2 separate regions of the Homo sapiens genome follow, and region 1 is linked to region 2. A link is a contact called in ENCODE Hi-C or POLR2A ChIA-PET data. All regions are on one chromosome and are shown on one strand. Each heading gives the region's core, a stretch centred on a gene start or an enhancer-like site at or near the end of the contact. The rest is flanking DNA. Distances are from core to core; before and after follow the strand shown.

Evidence for each region. Hi-C counts contacts between places; a loop is a spot of excess contacts on that map. ChIA-PET counts read pairs that join two places held with the same protein, here RNA polymerase II (POLR2A).
Region 1: a map of PC-9 shows a loop between it and region 2 (2.1-fold over the local background). The contact joins two enhancer-like sites. A Hi-C loop is called at or near these places in 1 of 168 maps with a recorded cell type or tissue (PC-9). POLR2A ChIA-PET finds 5 or more read pairs at or near these places in 3 of 52 experiments (Panc1, T-cell and activated CD8-positive, alpha-beta T cell).

The regions. Positions count from the first base shown.
Region 1 is chr17:80,759,306-80,762,070 of GRCh38, forward strand. The region is part of intron 6 of RPTOR (regulatory associated protein of MTOR complex 1); the gene reads left to right. Among named protein-coding and RNA genes, the nearest start is that of RPTOR, 220 kb to the left of the region's middle. RefSeq lists enhancers at 1,729-2,765, 2,224-2,273. Within about 2 kb of position 1,311, at least 12 of the 41 ENCODE cell types and tissues checked have a DNase peak (open chromatin) inside an H3K27ac peak, as active enhancers do; they include PC-9, where a contact is called at or near this core.
Region 2 is chr17:80,618,664-80,621,363 of GRCh38, forward strand. All of the region lies in intron 1 of RPTOR (regulatory associated protein of MTOR complex 1), which reads left to right. Among named protein-coding and RNA genes, the nearest start is that of RPTOR, 75 kb to the left of the region's middle. RefSeq lists a silencer at 1,293-1,493. Within about 2 kb of position 1,373, at least 5 of the 41 ENCODE cell types and tissues checked have a DNase peak (open chromatin) inside an H3K27ac peak, as active enhancers do; they include PC-9, where a contact is called at or near this core.

The DNA of each region.
Region 1 (2,765 bases), core at 61-2,560, 140 kb after region 2:
ATGTGTCATCCCAGTAGCCCCTGAAATCCTTGTAGGAGTTAGGACATAGTCAGATTTTTAAAAGTAAGCATTTAGTAGGAAGTGCAGTGAAAAACAAACTGATACAGTTACCATAAGAGGGACTTTGAAATCAATATGCCACAGTGGCAGACAGTGGTCATCAGATAACCACTGCCTGGAACAATTGAGCGGTGTCTCAGGTGGCGGCTCTTTTACAATAAACTGCTTTCTCCCATATTGAAGTGCTGAAATTAGGTTGAACATGACATTTTGCTAGGTGTCTATGGCCTGTGAGTGGTAATGGACTATATTCATTAAAGAATTATCAAGTGAAATGTGTAGTTTTGTGTGAGCTAAGTTAAAAACCACCAGGGTTTTTTTTTTTAATGGAAGAGTGAGATAGTTTGTCAGACAGTAATTACGTATGTTTTTAGGGTTTTAGTTTTATTTTTTCATTTTGAAAAGTCAATTTTTCTAATTAAAAATGAAAGATACATTCTTTTCAGAAAATTACTAAAAAGTTAAAAGTAGAAAAAAATCATCCAAGATTTTACCATCTAAGGACAACTAGTGTTCACTTTTTGATGTATTGCCTGTTGGTCTTTTTTCTGTGCATGTACATTTTGCACTGATGTAAGTGGACAGAATTTACGATTTCATATCCTTAACCCTTCGCATTATACTAGAGTTCCCTGCCCTAGATCATTAGAGACTCTTAGTAAGTATCATTTTATATTTCACTATGTTGAAGTTCCATGTTTTATTTAGCCGGAGCGTAGGGCTTTGGGATTTAGGCGCCAGGAGTATGCGGGTGGGAAGGTTCAGCCTGGCACTCTGATGGGAGTCGGCAGACCTGGTTCTGTGAAGGGGCAGACGCACTTGGGTTAGGCTTTTCGGGCCACACAGTCCCAAGTCTGCTGTTGCAGCACGAAAGAGCCACAGGCAATATATAAACAAATGAGCATGGCTGTGTTCCAGTCGAGCTTTCTTTTTTCTTTTTTCTTTTTTTTTTTTTTGAGACCGAGTCTCACTGTTGCCCAGGCTGGAGTGCAGTGGCGTGATCTCGGCTCACTGCAACCTCCACCTCCTCGGTTCAAGCGATTCTCCTGCCTCAGCCTCCCGAGTAGCTGGGATTACAGGTGCCCACCACCACGCCTGGCTAATTTTTGTATTTTTAGTAGAGATGAGATTTTACCATGTTGGCCAGGCTGGCATCAAACTCCTGACCTCAGGTGATCCGCCCGCCTCAGCCTTCCAAAGTGCTGAGATTACAGGCACGAGCCACCGCACCCAGCCTCAGTCAAGCTTTCTTTAAGGAAACAGGCAGTTGGCCAGATTTGGCCCAGGAGCTATAGCTTGGCACTTCCTGCTCCAGAAAAGGGAACTAGGATTGGGCTGCAGATGACGGCTGTGCGTGTCTGCCGGTCTGCAGGTGACCTGGAGAAGGGCGATGCTCGGGAAGGTGGATTCCCTCCCTCCCTCCCTTTACTATGTAAATAAGAGAAACGGTTTCTAAGCACGCTGCCCTCATTATGCTGGCACAGCTGCTACAGAATGCGGTGTGCTGGGTAAACAACATACAGCTTTGCTTCATTTGGACAAAATGTGTACATGTGTACTTGGTGGCAAGCGTATTTATGAATCTTATTTGATGATGAACTTGTTGGAAGACATTGTTCTCTAATTTTTTTTCATTTTTGCCTGTCTTTTTCATTTTTGGAAACTGATTTCAATAATTCCAAAATGAGCAATGACATTACTTTCCACATAAATGATTATCTTACTCACCATATACATCAATACACTGTAAGAATCCAAAATATATTTTTTCCCTTGGCTGTTTTCTACTTCTTTGATTGAGTGGCATAATATCATTTTAGATTTATTACGCGTCTATTTGTATACTACTGAAAATTATAACCCAGTGGGACTTCATTTGCTGTGGGACTTGCTATAAAACAGATTGATGTCTATTGCACTGTGCTGCATGCACTAGTATTGTCTATTAATGAAAATGATAAACATTATTTTGGATTGAATAGAGGTCAAAAAACTTACTTCCTTTCTTTCAATTAAGTTGAAGGATTTCCAGGACTATAAATGTTAATGATAGAGCATTAACGTGTATTTGTCAGCGTGGAAAGTTTCGCTCCTGCATTGCCCGCAGGAGACGGAAGATGCATGGGTTTCCTGGCGCGCAGGTTGGGTGGAGGCTCAGCGTGGCTCTGTCTGGCCAGGCTAAGTGGTTTGCAGTGCCTGTCTCATTTCAGACATTTGCTGTGACATTTGCTTCGTATTTTTTCCTGATGACTCAACCAAGAATCATTCAGAATTACCTTTAGAAACATAAATTCTTGTGGTTTTGATGATAGAGTTAACCATGTGTTCTCCAAGGAGTCTTCTAAAATACATCTGCTTTGCCAGAGAACACACTTTCTTCTGCCCGTTCAGTGCTCTCGGGTCTTTTGCCGCTTCCTTTCAACAACAGTCCGATGACTTTGTCTTCCTGCATATGTGCGAAGGGAGAGGAGCTCACTGGTCCTCCCAGAGGGTGAAGTAACCGGGACACATTATTGAATAAAATGCTCTTTTGTAGTATCCCACTCTGTATCTTAGACCTTAGTCGTAGGCAAGTTTAATTTGGAATTTGCGTCTGGAGAAACGGCTTTATGACGTTTCCAAGTAGAGCCTCAGTATCATGGATCTCACACAGTCCCCGCGGCAGCTTCCAGGCCGTTTCCAGAGGAAAATATTTTTTCTCCCCA
Region 2 (2,700 bases), core at 123-2,622:
AAAAAAGAGTAGTACTTAAATCTAAATGAGGCCTCTGGCTCAAGGTAACGAGCTGAGCTCATAGATTCAAGCACCTCTCCCCTCATTCCCAATTCCCATTGAAATGAACAAAGGAATATAAAAATAGAGAGTCTCCCAAGCTAACACAGTTGCTGCTGGTGATGATGATCTTGTTTTGGACTGCAGGTTTTGGTTGCAGAAATTCAGTTGGATGTGCTTCCTGCGGGTTTGGTGCTCACTTTGTAGCAGTGCTTGGGGATGGAAGTGAGGGGCAAACTGGCTTTTCCTTCTCTTGGACAACTTGGTTACCCGCCTCCCCTTCCCTGCGAGGTATATCTACTCTCTTTGCTATGTGTTCTAGTTTCTGACTCTCTTTATAAATTATGCATTTGTGTAGCTTCGGCTTTGCTCCGAGTTTCTGCTTGATGCTGTGAATCCTAATGAGCGCTCCCGGGAATTGGGTGGCTCTGCCTTCAGACAAACCAGGGGATAGTGAATGTTGTGACCTGTGTGGCCAGCCCCAGTCTTGCTTTGTGTTTATTTTCCACAACTCTCAGTTGTTGATGTTGGGAGGATAAGTGTGAGCCACACTCTCAGTGTGGGGGACAGAAGGCAGTGATTGGGCTGCTGAACATGTTTAATTTCTTCATTCTGCATGGTGACTTAGGTGTCACTGCACGTCAGCCTGTGAATTTATACCCAAGCTTGTTTGTGCCACCTGATCACCTGTATCTTTTTAAATATATATGATTTTATCCAATCAGTTATGAAGGAAGACTCTAGTAAGGAAATCCCTTGTGATTTGCTTTGAATTCTTTGGGAGGTGACAGGCGTTAATAGGTTTTTCACCTGTGAGGTGACATGCTCTGAGCTTACAGGCCTTCGAGTGGAGGTGATCTGGTCTGCAGGCCCTGTGTGCAATTCTGAAACCCAGAAGCTCTGAACGCTGGATTATTTCCACAGCTCATTTGGTGGCAACGCTTGGCCTGAGCTGGGGTGAGACTGGACACTCTTGATTGATTCCATGGAGAGTGGAAATGTTAACGTGGTGAGTGTTGGGTGCTGCTCCAAACCCTCCTGGGTGTGTTAACCCTCCTGGGTGTGTTATGTGAGATGGGGCAGAGGGATCACATTATCCTTTCACCAAGCTGAACACTGTGGAATTTCAAAACCAAGCTGGCACCAAAGGAGCATCAAGAACACTGCCCAGGCTGTTATAATAACATCAGGACCCCACTGCTTGACGGCCCCCAGCCTCTCCCACCTGGAATCCAAAGTGCCGTGGAGATCTTTGAGCCGGGGCACAGGATCCTTAGGCGTGTGCTCCAGCCTTTAGTGGGTGCCTCCAGGATGGCTGGGAAGACCAGTCATGAGTCAGAACTTCAGAATCTGAAAAATCCTTAGCACCTGAGAGGTCATCTGTCTCCACCCCCTCACTTTAAGGATGAGGAAACTGTTCAGGAGGGATTGAAATTTACCGTCATGTCCAAGGCCATGCATTGTTAGTGAGCATTTATAGTTTTATAGTTTCTCAAAATGATACTCTTTTCAAATTCAAAATTAACCTATGGGGATATAACGATGTCATCTTAAATTACATTGCATTGGAGGAAAATGTCTTAAAGTCAAAAAACTTATGTAATATTATGCAGTTTTTGGCACATTAAATTTGATAGCCCTTACATTTTAAACATTCTGTAACTGTTATTAAAAAACATTAATCAAGAGTTTTTGAAACGAGGTTGCCATAGAAATGAAAATACAATGCCAAAAAGACATTTTAGGTATAGCTAAGAATTTAAAAACTTACTAAATTTGAGGCCAGGTGTGGTGGCTCACACCTATAATCCCAGCACTTTGGGAGGCGGATGCTGCCAGATCACCCGAGGTCAGGAGTTCAAGACCAGCCTGGCCAACATGGCGAAACCCCATCTCTACTAAAAATACAAAAAGTTAGCTGGGCATGCTGGTAGGCGCCTGTAATCCCAGCTACTTGGGAGGCTGAGGCAGGAGAATCGCTAGAACCCAGGAGGTGGAGGTTGCGGTGAGCCGAGATCGTGCCACTGCACGTGATCGTGGTCAACAGAGCAAGAGTCTGTTTCAAAAAACAAAACAAAAAACTTACCAAATTTGAAATTAGGCTCACAGTGTTAAAATCTGCAGAGGAGCAAGACGTATTTTTTTTGGCTTAAGGATATGTGATAGTACTGTCTTTTGCCCAGTTTTGGAGTTAAATTGGTAGCTAGATATTAGAGCTAACACGTTGTTCTAGTTCATGTGTGAGTGTATTCGCGAGGTGCTTTTCTTGTTTTCTTTAAAAGTATAATGCAGGATGTAGGGTTAGGTGTGTATTGTATAAACAAGATGAATGAAATTAATTTATTTCTTGTCTTCATTCTTGTCTTTGTATAGTGTAGCTACTTTCACACATTCCAGCTGAGGGCCATGCCTTCCTATTGCTGGCCTGTAAAGAAGTCAGAAATGGTCTCTCTAGGTAGCATTTGGTGAGTCAGGAAGACCACACTTGCTGACAGGCACAGTGAGGTGAGGCCCCTAGCCATCCCATGGGACTAAAGGATGATTCTTGGGCTTCTATTAATACTTTTGTGTAAGGGACTCAGAGATCTTCAGAGATACTTTTATAATTAACTAGAGCTACTCATTTGACTGAGAATGTTAAATTTTAAAAATTTAATTAGC